Regions from separate parts of the Homo sapiens genome. Here regions 2, 3 and 4 are each linked to region 1. Evidence: chromatin contacts called from ENCODE Hi-C or POLR2A ChIA-PET data. All regions are on one chromosome and are shown on one strand. The core of a region is the stretch at or near the end of the contact, and the rest is flanking DNA. Distances in the headings are between cores, read along the strand shown. Region 1 overlaps GRIN1 (glutamate ionotropic receptor NMDA type subunit 1). Region 2 holds the start of MRPL41 (mitochondrial ribosomal protein L41). Region 3 holds the start of ARRDC1-AS1 (ARRDC1 antisense RNA 1). Region 4 holds the start of PHPT1 (phosphohistidine phosphatase 1).

Region 1 (2,840 bases), core at 190-2,689:
TGGTGTATGCATGGTACATGTGGTGTGTATATGGCATGTGCATACATGCGTGTGTGTTGTGTATGACCTGTACATGATTCTGCATGTGTGGGTAGAGATGTATGCATGGTGTGACTATAGTGTGTATACATGCATTTGTGCACGTGTGTATGGTATGTGCATACACATGTGGTGTGTGGTGTGTGCTCATGGGCATGGATGTGTGGTATGCACGTGGTTCCTGTGTGCCCTGACCATGTCCCTTCCCCTGGGCTGGCCTTTTTCTTAGGGCCATGTCTGGAAACGTGACCTTGGCCCTGAGGCTGGCAACGCGGGGTCAACCTGTGGGACCGCAGTGCACGGCTCAGGGGCTCACAGGCCGAGAAAAAAAAGTGGAGAAAACGCCCCCTCCCCTCTCTGTGGGGACCTGGGCATGGCGGGGTTCTGTGGATTGGTTTTGTATGTGGTTTTCTCTCCCGTGTCCTGTTGGTCACTCCAGTTAGAATGTAGGGATCAGGCAGGTCTAGCTTGATGTGAACTTGTCTATTGCAAAAGTGGCCAACAGTGGAACAGGTATGTTTTAGGGCAATCGATTCCTTGAGTTGACCCATCTTGGATGAAGAAATTCCACTTCCCAGCCAGCTGTCTGTCCATTTGTTCACCTGCCCATCCATCCTTTTATCCCATCACAGCTACAGAATTTCTCTCAAGCTCTGTGATGAGTAAGGGAAGTGTAAACAATTCAGAAAATAACAGAAGAGGCCACAAGTGGCTGGGCACGGTGGCTCACTCCTGTAATCCCAGCACTTTGGGAGGCCGAGGCGGGCAGATCATGAGGCCAGAAGATTGAGGCCATCCTGGCTGACATGGTGAAACCCCGTCTCTACTAAAAATACAAAAAAGTAGCAGGGCGTGGTGGCAGGGGCCTGTAGTCCCAGCTACTTGGGAGGCTGAGGCAGGAGAATGGCGTGAGCCCGGGAGGTGGAGCTTGCAATGAGCCGAGATCGAGCCACTGCACTCCAGCCTGGGTGACAGAGTGAGACTCCATCTCAAAGAAAAAAAAAAAAAAAAAAAAAGAGGCCACAAGTTCGAGACCAGTCTGGCCAACATGGTGAAACCCCGTCTCTACTAAAAATACAAAAATTAGCCGGGTGTGGTGGCTTGTGCCTGTAGTCCCAGCTACTCGGGAGGCTGAGGCAGGAGAATCGCTTGAACCCAGGAGGCAGAGGTTGCAGTGAGCTGAGATTGTACTACTGCACTCCAGCCTGGGTGACAAAGCAAGACTCCCTCTCAAAACAACGAAAAAGGAAATTAACTTCTGAGAGTCTGGCGGGGCTTTCTCTAAGAGGGGCTTTTTCTGGGCGGGGCTTTTTCTGGTAGGGGCTTTCACTGGGTGGGGCTTTCCCTGGGTGGCACGTTTCTGGGTGGGGCTTTCTCTGAGTGGGAATTTCTCTAAGTGGGAATTTCTCTGGGTGAAGCTTTCCCTGGGCGGGGCTTTCCCTGGGTGGGGCTTTCTTCTGGGTTGGGCTTTCTCTGGGCTGGTCTTTTTTCTGGGTGGAGTTTTCCCTGGGCGGGTCTTTTTCTGGGCTGGGCTTTCCCTGGGTGGGGCTTTTTTTCTGGGCGGGGCTTTCCCTGGGCGGAGCTTTCCCTGGGCGGAGCTTTTATCTGGCCAGAGCTTTTTCCTGGGCGGGTCTTTTTTTCTGGGAGGGGCTTTCCCTGGGCTGGTCTTTTTTCTGGGCAGGGCTTTCACCAGGCGCGACTTTTTTCTGGGCGGGACTTTTTTCTGGGCGGGTCTTTCCCTGGGCGGGGCTTTCCCTGGGCGGGACTTTTTCTGGGCAGGGCTTTCCCCGGGCGCGACTTTTTTCTGGGCGGGGCTTTCCCTGGGCGGGTTTTTTTTCTGGGCGGGGCTTTCCCTGGGCGGGACTTTTTCTGGGCGGGGCTTTCCCTGGGCGGGTCTTTTATCTGGGCAGAGTTTTCCCTGGGCGGGTCTTTTCTCTGGGCTGGGCTTTCCCTGGGCGGGTCTTTTTCTGGGTGGGGCTTTCCCTGGGCGAGGCTTTCGCTGGGCAGGGCTTTTATCTGGGCGGGGCTTTTTTATGGGCGGGGCTTTCCCTGGGCTGAGCTTTTATCTGGCCAGAGCTTTTCCTGGGCGGGTCTTTTCTGGGCGGGGCTTTCCCTGGGCGGTCTTTTTTCTGGGCAGGGCTTTCCTTGGGCTGGTCTTTTTTCTGGGCGGGGCTTTCCCTGGGCGGGCTTTTATCTGGGCAGAGCTTTCCCTGGGCAGGTCTTTTTTTCTGGGCGGGGCTTTCCCTGGGCGGAGCTTTCCTTGGGCTGGTCTTTTTTCTGGGCGGGGCTTTCCCTGGGCGGGCTTTTATCTGGGCGGAGCTTTCCCTGGGTGGGGCTTTCCCTGGGCAGGTCTTTTTTCTGGGCTGGGCTTTCCTTTGGCGGGTCTTTTTCTGGGCGGGGCTTTTATCTGGGCGGAGACTTCTCTTGGCGGATCTTTTTTTCTGGGCGGGGCTTTCCCTGGGCGGGCTTTTATCTGGGTGGAGCTTTCCCTGGGTGGGGCTTTCCCTGGGAGGACCTTTTTTCTGGGCGGGGCTTTCCCTGGGCAGGTCTTTTTCTGGGCGGAGCTTTCCCTTGGCGGGTCTTTTTTTCTGGGCGGGTCTTTCCCTGGGCGGGGCATTCCTTCTTTGGGACCTGTGCATACCCTTGGGACTTTGCCTGGTCACGTCTTTAAAAATCTTTTTTCCTGGAGCCCAGGCCAACCCTCCCTGGGGCTTGCAGTTGGATGAGTGGAGTGGACAAGTGACCTGTGAGCTTAAAGCCGAGTGCAGGGGGCGTAATGGGGGACGATTAGTGCCTTTTTA
Region 2 (2,751 bases), core at 172-2,671, 400 kb before region 1:
CAGTTTTATCCCTTTTTTGAGACGGAGTCTCACTCTGTTACCCAGGCTGGAGTGCAGTGGTGCGATCTCGACTCACTGCAAGCTCTGCCTCCTGGGTTTAAGCGATTCTCTTGCCTTTGGAGTAGCTGGGACTACAGTCGCACGCCACCACGCCTGGCTAATTTTTGTATTTTTAGTAGAGATGGGGTTTCATCATGCTGGCCAGGCTGGTCTTGAACTCCTAATCTTGTGATCCTCCCGCCTCAGCCTCCCAATGTGCTGGGATTACAGGCGTGAGCCACCGCACCTGGCCTTATCCCTTTCTTCTTTTCTGATGATACAACACAACATGTCACTATATGTCAGATTGCAACAGGAAATTTTCCTAGGCTGGGCGCAGTGGCTCACACCTGTAATCCCAGCATTTTGGGAGGCTGAGGCGGGCGGATCATTTCAGCCCATGAGTTCTCAGCCTGGGCAGCATAGTGAGACCCCCATCTCTGTATCTTTGTTCCCTGGGTGAATAATTTGGGGGATGAACTGACCAGTGCTGTCATCCGGCACAATCTGCCTTGTAAATTCTTTCTCCTGCAAGCTGAGTGATGTTTGCCCTTGGCAGGTTCCCAGAACCTTCGGACTCGGAAGATGACCTCCAAAGAGGTTCACAGCGCCGAGTCTGCATGAGAACTCGGCTTAGGTGCCTGCACTGAAATCTGTCATGCTGCACACTTTGCCATGACCTGAGGCCAAAAAACAAACACCGTATAGCTGGCAAAGGCGTTTAATAGAAATGAGATGAGGGCAGGCCGCCCCTCCCCCGCCCAGCTAGCGCAGGAAGTTCCTGGGGTAGAGCTGGAAGAGCTTTCCCTCCTGTGTGGGCTCGAAGCCGTACTTTTCCAGGTTGTCAGGGTCGAAGGTACCGTCCTTGAAGTCCTTTTCGATGGCAGGCGCCACGGCTTCGCTGAAGAGCTGCGCGGCCGTCAGGGGCGTCTCCTCGCTCTCAGGGGCGAGGTAGCTCACGTAGGGCTTGAGCTTGAAGCCGGTCAGATCCGGGACGACGAACTCCGGGACCATCTCCTTGATCTGCACGAACCTCCAGCCCGAGGTGAGGAAGCCGATGCCCTTGGCGCCCCGGCCCTTGCGGCCCCTGAAGCTGCGCGGGCCCCGCTTGCTCGTCCACTTGCTCATTCGGTCCGCACCCCGGACCAGGCAGCGCGCCGCTGCGGCCAGGACGCCCATGCCGCGCCCTGCGGGAGGAGAGAGCGGGTAGTCGCGGCCCCGGGAACCCGGCCAGCCCCGCCCCTGGCCGCGCGCGGCGCCCGCCCCAATCCGACAGACTCACCTGGACCGGAGACCCCACACGAGCTCCAAGCGGCCCCGGCTCCGGCGCCAACCCGGCCTCGACCTTGCTCCGCTTCCGACCGCTGCGTCGCAGCAAGAGCGGCTCCGATTGGCCGCGGCCGCCGCGTCCAATAGCGGCCCCAATCTGGTAGGGGGTGTGGCCGCGGGGACTCGGCCAATGCGAGGAGCGCGCGGGGCGGGGCGGGGCTCGCGGGGCTGGCGGTGCGGGGCCGGCGGTGCGGGGCTCGCGGGGCGGGGCTCGCGGGGCGGGGCTCGCGGGGCGGGGCTCGCGGGGCGGGGCTCGCGGGGCGGGGCTCGCGGGGCGGGGCTGGCGGATGAGTGATCGCTCTCAGCGCGGTGGTCCCTGGCGTCTCCACTGCCCGCCACTGCCTGTGTTCGTCCGCCAGGTGGCCGGCGGTTTCCCGGGAGCCCAGTCCCCCTGAGGCCGTGAGGTGGCGTCGGGAGGTCGGGGAGGACGCGGGCCCTGGACTCGAGACGGCCGCCGCGTTGACGCCGCGACCCTGCCTTTCTTACCCCTCCGCCGGGCGCGGCTCCTCTGGGCGGAGCCGGCAACCGCGCGGGGAAAGCCCGGGACCTGCAGCCGGGAGGGCCCGGGCTGTCTGTGCTCCCCCGCAGGCCGGGCAGTGGTGTGGGGGGACTCGAGCCCTCGCGGTGCCCAAATTAATCAATAATCTTGGACCCAGCACGTCCGGCTTGCGCACTGAGCCCTCCTGCCCGGTCACCCTCGCAGGCGACCTCTCACCCCACGCGGAAGTCGCCCCCCAGCCGCACCCTCACAATCCGGATCCACCCCCTCCCCAGCTGCACCCCGTCCCCAGCGGCACCCCCACAGCCCAGATCCATCCCCTCTCCAGCTGCACGCCCTTCCCCAGCGGTACCCCCACACCCCAGATCCATCCCCTCCCCAGCTGCACCCCCTCCCCAGCGGCACCCCCACGCCCCAGATCCACCCCCTCCCCAGCTGCACCCCCTCCCCAGCGGCACCCCCACGCCCCAGATCCACCCCCTCCCCAGCTGCACCCCCTCCCCAGCGGCACCCCCACACCCCAGATCCACCCCCTCCCCAGCTGCACCCCCTCCCTAGCGGTACCCCCACTCGCCGGATCCACGCGCTCCCCAGCTGCACCCTCTCCCCAGCAGTACCCCCACACCCCAGATCCACCCCCTCCCCAGCTGCACCCACTCCCCAGCGGTACCCCTACACGCCGGATCCACCCCCTCCCCAGCTGCACCCACTCCCCAGCGGCACCCCCACACCCCAGATCCACCCCCTCCCCAGCTGCACCCACTCCCCAGCGGTACCCCTACACGCCGGATCCACCCCCTCCCCAGCTGCACCCTCCTCCCCAGCTGCATCCCCACACCCCGGATCCACGCCCCGCCAGCGTCACCTCCCCTCCAGCCGTGCTT
Region 3 (3,002 bases), core at 289-2,788, 470 kb before region 1:
AAAAATAATAATAATAAATAATAATTTAAAAAAGGAAATAACAGCACCTGCTGCACAGGGTGAAGAAAACCGAGGGAGGCGCCTGATCTAAAGGTCTTGCACAGTGTGTGGGATCCAGTGGGTACTTCATAAATGATAGAATTCATCACTACACGTCTTCTCCCCTACAAGCCTAGAAGTGACTTGAAATTTTCTAATTTCGCTTTTTGTTCTCAGTGACTAATATTAATTCCTTGAATGCTGCAGATACTCAGCAAAAACTCCTTGCATTGAATTTAAGAATTCCCCTGCACCTTCCCAGTTTACTTATTTCAACACCCCCCAAAAATGCAGGAAAAAAATAAACAAAAAGGCCATACATTACCTGAGTTAAAATACAGTGTTAAGTCTATGCACCAGGATACTGTACGGCTTCTTACTACACCTTAACTTTCTAAGCTTTAGAAGTCTCAACTGTTACTAGACAGTTAATTTCAAAGAAATACTTCTACGCTGACAGTTTTCTCCAAACCGGTCCCTTATCTCAGCCCTAGGACCACACTATTTCTGCATCTCCACGGACACACCACCTCCTGCTTGCTTTTCCTTCAGAGGGACGCCAGTGGTCCACTCGCAAGACTTTAATCTCTACGCTGCTTCCTTTCCTAAGCAAGGAAACAAACTATCCTTGAGAATGAGCACGGGGAAGGCCGAGACCATTAACAAAAGAATGTGAACTTTTTACATCGAGAGCCCTTTAAAGCTGCTGGTTTGGAAATAAACTTGAGTCCGCAAGCTTCCCACCGAGCGTGCTTTCCTGCTTCTGACAGCCAGCAGGGCTGGAGCAGCATTGTCTGGGGAGAAACACGCCGGGACTGGCCAACTTTTCGTTAAAGATGGTGCCATCCTACTCAGAACAAAGTGAAAGGTCAACGAAGCGAAGGAAGAGCTCCGAGAGGAGGGACAGCCTCGCCTCGGCCGGCGCTCCAAAGTTGGCCGGCCCCGCTACTTTTCCTTTTGTCCTCCGCACCTCCCCGGCACCCTGGCCGAGGCCCTCCCCGCAGATCCGGCTTGCGGGCGGCGGCGGCGGCACGGGGTCCGTGGGGGGCGCGGGCACAGGTACGCGGTCGCCTCCCTCACCTGCGCCCCCGCCCGCTCCCCCAGCCGCCGCCCGGCCCGCGCCGCGCACAAAGCGCGCCCGGCGGGAGCGCGGGCCGGACGCCCGGCGGCCTCGGCCCGGCCTCGGCCTGAGGCGGCGGCAGCGGCGGCGGCGGCGGCGGGGGGACCCGGGGCCCCGCCCGCCCGCCGGCCGCCTGCCGCCGCCCCGCCCGGTTCTTCGCCCCCGCGCCGCCTCCGCCGCTGCCCGCCGCCCCCGCGCCGCCCCCCGCCGGCCCCGCTGCTCACCTCGGCATCGGCGGCGGCCATGGCCCGGGCCCGCAGCGTGGCCCCGCCCCTCCCGCGCGCCATCGCCCCGCCCGCGCCTCGCGGCCCAGAGTCGGGGCGGGGCCGATCGCCTACGTCTGCGCCTGCGCCTGCGCCCGCGCCTGCGCGTTGGAGCTCGACCGGTGCGGCGCCTGCGCACTGGAACCAGGCGTGCGGCGCCCCAGGCGCCGGGCCTGCGGCGGCCGGAACCGGAACGCGCGCCCGCGGGGTAGGAGACCTGGAGCTGGAGAACCCGCCCGCCAGAGTCGTAGTAGTGGATGGGGAGTAGCCGTCCCATTTTCAACACATGTCTCATTCTAAATTGACGTTTTGGTGGGCTGGCCGAAGAAGGAGAAAGACCCGCGGCTCCGACCTCTGACCTCTAACCCCGGACGCACTTTGATTTCGCCGGCTTGCGCGGAAGGCTGACTCCCTGGGCCGCGGCCTGGCGCGGGAGCCGCCTGTGGGGTGTCCCCGGCGCGGGAGGGTGCTCTGGTTCAGGCAGGTTCCCGTTGCGGCGGGGTTCCCTCGGTTGGGAGGAATGCCCCTGCCGAGGGTATGCTCCGGCTGGAGGGGGTGTCCCTAACGGCGGGAATACCTGGACTGGCTGGGGTGTCCCACTGGGGAGGGTTTCCCGGTGGGGAGGTGTCTGGCGGGGGAGCGGCTCCGGCTAAGCATGGGTGTTCTGCTAGGAGGATGTGTCTGGCTGGGGGCGGTGTCCCAATCGGGAGGGTTGCCCTGATGGGGGAGGTTCTACAGTTGTGGAGATGCCAACCTGGGGGGCGCTCCGGTTGGGGGGTGTGCCCTCTCTGGTTACCCCGCTCTCGCTGCCACTCATAGGCCCGCTGCCCAGGTATGCACAAGTCAAGGCCTTTTCTGCAGACCAAGTAGCCTTCCCTGGAGAGCGCCCCCAGCACCACGGAAACTACCTACATGCCCCGCGGTGGTCAGCCCGCCTTATCCCAGCCCCGAGACCCAAAACAAGAAGCATGGACTGAATTTGAGGTTTCTGGATGGTCGTGTGAACCGAGGGGACGGGTACTGGACTGACAAGAAATGAGCCTTGAAGGTCAATCTGGGTGACACCCGAGTCTCCTGGTGAGTCGGACTCCGGAGAATTATCTCAAGTCCAGCATAGACAGCGCACATAGACAGAAAAGGAAACGGACAATCCCAAGTGCCAAGGGAACCTTCCCAGGTTTCTTTAGGGCAGCTAAACTGCTCTGTCAAAGCCTAAGTCCATTTATGACAGGCCGAGCACCCTGAGCCCTCGCAGGAGACACGAGCGCCTTCATGGCCCTCCTGCCCCGCACCCACCTCTCCGCCACCCCTGCTGTCTGTCCCTTCCCTGAAACCTTTATTTCGAGTGTCTTTGTGGCTTCCCTCTTTACCATCCTTGAGTTGAAATATCACCTCTTAAGGGAAGCCTTCCCTCTCCTCCCTAGTTAAAATGATACTGCCCCCCCATACCTGTCTTCGTTGACTTACTTGGCTCCATCACAGTGTGTGTCATGTGACTCTCCCACATCCTGATTTGGAATATTGTCTCCCTACTAGAATGTAAGTCCATGGTGCCTAGAACAATACCTGGTGTACAGGAG
Region 4 (2,907 bases), core at 278-2,777, 300 kb after region 1:
GGCAGGGCCAGCCCTGCAAGAGGAGTGCAGGCAAAGGCGGGGGCTCTGAAGTGGCTGCTGGAGGCAGCAGGCCCCGGGCTGGGAGTGCTCAGTAGCCGTCGTTAGCCCAGGTGACCTCGTAGTCGGGGTACTTGGCTTTGATTTTCTCAGTTGAAATGGCGTGCTGGGCAGGACCATAGGCCTGGAGAAGAGAAGACGCCTGCTGGCACTACCTGGACCCTTCAACCCGATACCCGGCTCTGGGCATCCAGCCACCAGCCACACCAGAAGCGAGTGTGGGAAAGGGATAGGCAGTGCCTGGGGATGCCAAACCCACCATCCCGACCGCCCTTGGGGGCTCCCCTGGGGAGAGGCGACCTCCACAGGCAAGCAAACCTTGATGGTGGATCCTGGGGCCTGAGGCGCCCAGAGGGACGCACGTGGGTCTCATCTGCTGGTGGTTTTTGTGAAGAGCACAGGTGGGGACTCTGAGCTCCACCCAGGTACTGACTGCCTCTGGGGGCCCAGGGCCCAAAGTGCTGGAGGACAGCTAGAGCCCAGCAAGGCCTCCCAAGGCAGGGAGAGGAGACAGCCGGCCATGTCTGGGGGTGTCCGTCCCACCCCTCAGGTCTGGCGTGTGCTCCATGGGGGAATGCAGGAACACAATGGGCCCTGGAGGGAGGGCTCTGCCGCCGACCCTGGGAGAACCCCAGGAAGCCTGCGTGCTCAGCTGGGGCCACGGGTCAGGGCAGCAGGCTCAGGTGGGCCTCGAAGCTGGTACTGGGGCCTCCGGCAGGGCGGGACGGGGCTGCGGCTCACCATGGAATAGCCGTACACGTGAATCTTCTTGTCCTGACTCTGGTGGGAGATGCGCCCGCCGCCCAGACACTCACAGTCGCAGCCTTGCTTCTGCATGTCGCCCGACACTTTGTCGTAGATGTCCGCTGGGATGGGAGGGCGGCCTCAGGACGTGCCCTGGCCGCCCTTGGAGGCCGCGGGAGGAACTCCCAGCCGAAGGGGTCTGAAATCCCAGCTCTGAACAGCCCCTTCCCCAGGAGAGACGAAGCCCCTTGAGGCTGGGACAGGGATGAATGAGCGAAGGAGGGTGGAACCGGGGAGGGCGCGGGAACTGGGAGACTGCTGGGGAGGGTGTCAGGCCGTGTCACGCCCTTCCCGCCCAGGACCTCAGCCTGGGTCAAACCTAGCAGGGGCAGGACTCGGAGCAGAGCGCAGTCCGCTACGGCCCGCAGCCCCGCCCCCGCCCCGCCAGCCCCGCCCCTGCCTCGTCAGCCCCGTCTCCGTCCCGCCAGCCCCGCCCCCGCCTCGCCAGGCGTGCCCCTGGCATGCCCGCAGGTCCCGCCCTCACCATGGTACTCAGCCCACTTGTAGCCGCGCACGATCTCCTTGCTCTCTGCAGCCGGAGCCCCGGAGCGGGGAGCCGAGTGGACTCGGATCAGCACATACTTGAAGACGCCGTCGGAGTCGATGTCCACATCAGGAATGAGAGCGAGGTCCGCCACCGCCATGTTCCTCCTCCCGGAGTCCCCTCCTCCCACCCGACCCGGGGGCCGCTTGTACTGCGGGAGGCGGGCTCTGCGAGAGCGACGACCAATCCCGTCGGGGAATGCTTCCCAAGGCCCAGCGCCTCAGCCAATTGTACCGCCGACCGAGGCACGTGCTGACCAATCGCAATCCAGTTCCTTGCCGCCTTGCGGCTCCGCCAGCCCCGCTTAAAGGAAACGTGGAATCGGGAATGGGTGGTGATGAAATCCAGCCAACGGAGAAGTTCCTCTCCAGCGGGGTCCGGTGGCACCCTTGGAACGGGGCAGTTAGGCGGCCCGCGAGGCTGGGGCAACGAGGGAGGCCTGAGGGACTTGCCAGCCCTGACCTCCTGTCCCGCACGTAGTCCGAAGACCACCCTCCCCGTGGCCCCCACCGCCCAAAGGCCTCCCTCTCTCCCCCTCCCACCGCCCGAAGGCCTCCCCCCTCCCCGCTCTCCACCGCCCGAAGGCCTCGCTCTCCACCCCCTCCACCGCCCGAAGGACTCCCTCTCTTCCCCGTCCACCGCCCGAAGGCCTCTCCCTTTCTCCTCTCCACCGACCGAAGGCTTCCGTCCCCAACCCCGCTACCGGTACAAGGAGGCAACGGCAGCCGCTACATTCAAGTTCTATTTTACTTGGTTCGAAAGCTCTTGCCCCCTGGAAATTATTCCGGTCCAGGGGCGTTCCCGGCCGGCCCTCAGGGGTGGGGCCGAATGCAGAGGCCCTGGGGTAGGGGGCGCGGGGCGCGGCGGCGGGTGGGCAAGCGGGACGCCTGGCCGGTGCAGACGCGCGGGGACGAGATGGGCGTGCCGGGTGCGAAAGCAGGAGCGGAGGCGGGGGTGCCCAATTTCTCTCACTTGGTGCCCCCTCCCCTGGCTCCGAAGTAGGGCTGGGGACTCCAGGAGGGCCCTTGCGTTTGGCCTCCACCCCTCTCCCGCATACCCCACCCTCCAGAGAGCTCTGGGCGCGGACCAGGGTGCACTTGGGGGACAGGTGGAGGCCGGGCCGCCGGGCTTGCGCCTCCACGCCCGCAGTACGGCGTGCGGCCAGAGCGGGTGTGCGGGGACCTCTCGGGACAGGTCAAGCCCCCTCGGGTGGGCTTCCACGCTTACCAACTAGCTCTCTCCCTCACCTGCTCGCACCACGCTTTGCCCTCCAGGCTCCCACCTGGGAACGCCCCGTCCCTTGGTCCTTCCTCTCCTAGCCAGGTGTCAGCTCTGGCCAGGCCCAGGTGCTCTGCTTCCCCTGTTCAGGTCCCCTGCCCCTTCGGCTGGGAGACTTGCATATCGGCCTGAAGACCTCCCTGCGGTTTTTCCCAGCTCCTGCAGGGCCCAGACTGCAGCGGCTGGAGGCGAAGGGACGGCAGGGCGCGTGGCGTGGTTAGTGT

What was found. A loop is a pair of places that touch in the nucleus more often than their neighbours do. ChIA-PET counts read pairs that join two places held with the same protein, here RNA polymerase II (POLR2A). Pooled maps may share reads with other maps.
Region 2: a pooled map shows a loop between it and region 1 (12-fold over the local background). The contact joins the promoter of MRPL41 here to the enhancer-like site in region 1. A Hi-C loop is called at or near these places in 2 of 37 single-sample maps with no recorded cell type and 4 of 50 pooled maps. POLR2A ChIA-PET finds 5 or more read pairs at or near these places in 1 of 52 experiments (GM12878).
Region 3: a loop to region 1 is called in a pooled map, with 7 times the contacts of the local background. The contact joins the promoter of ARRDC1-AS1 here to the enhancer-like site in region 1. A Hi-C loop is called at or near these places in 9 of 37 single-sample maps with no recorded cell type and 5 of 50 pooled maps.
Region 4: a loop to region 1 is called in a map with no recorded cell type, with 17 times the contacts of the local background. The contact joins the promoter of PHPT1 here to the enhancer-like site in region 1. A Hi-C loop is called at or near these places in 1 of 168 maps with a recorded cell type or tissue (naive thymus-derived CD4-positive, alpha-beta T cell), 5 of 37 single-sample maps with no recorded cell type and 9 of 50 pooled maps. POLR2A ChIA-PET finds 5 or more read pairs at or near these places in 2 of 52 experiments (both WTC11).

The regions. Positions count from the first base shown.
Region 1 is chr9:137,150,115-137,152,954 of GRCh38, reverse strand. All of the region lies in intron 4 of GRIN1 (glutamate ionotropic receptor NMDA type subunit 1), which reads right to left. Among named protein-coding and RNA genes, the nearest start is that of GRIN1, 12 kb to the right of the region's middle. RefSeq lists an enhancer at 1,205-1,524. Within about 2 kb of position 1,439, at least 4 of the 41 ENCODE cell types and tissues checked have a DNase peak (open chromatin) inside an H3K27ac peak, as active enhancers do; they include GM12878, where a contact is called at or near this core.
Region 2 is chr9:137,550,549-137,553,299 of GRCh38, reverse strand. It overlaps MRPL41 (mitochondrial ribosomal protein L41), which reads right to left and starts at 1,421. Exons shown (of 2, transcript NM_032477.3): 1 at 1,322-1,421; 2 at 745-1,226. The coding sequence starts at 1,218. The coding sequence ends at 805. LOC124902317 (a long non-coding RNA gene) reads left to right here. Exons shown (of 2, transcript XR_007061883.1): 2 at 599-773. RefSeq lists a silencer at 1,150-2,099.
Region 3 is chr9:137,617,431-137,620,432 of GRCh38, reverse strand. ARRDC1-AS1 (ARRDC1 antisense RNA 1) reads left to right here and starts at 1,538. Exons shown (of 3, transcript NR_122035.1): 1 at 1,538-1,902; 2 at 2,242-2,499. It overlaps EHMT1 (euchromatic histone lysine methyltransferase 1), which reads right to left and starts at 1,428. Exons shown (of 27, transcript NM_024757.5): 1 at 1,384-1,428. The coding sequence starts at 1,404. RefSeq lists enhancers at 302-1,020, 1,686-1,735 and a silencer at 1,346-1,645.
Region 4 is chr9:136,848,029-136,850,935 of GRCh38, reverse strand. PHPT1 (phosphohistidine phosphatase 1) reads right to left here and starts at 1,527. Exons shown (of 3, transcript NM_014172.6): 1 at 1,346-1,527; 2 at 799-923; 3 at 1-181. The coding sequence starts at 1,505. The coding sequence ends at 89. It overlaps AJM1 (apical junction component 1 homolog), which reads right to left. Exons shown (of 3, transcript NM_001080482.5): 3 at 2,135-2,907. RefSeq lists silencers at 1,206-1,285, 1,676-1,735, 1,916-1,995, 2,076-2,135, 2,356-2,585 and an enhancer at 1,276-1,555.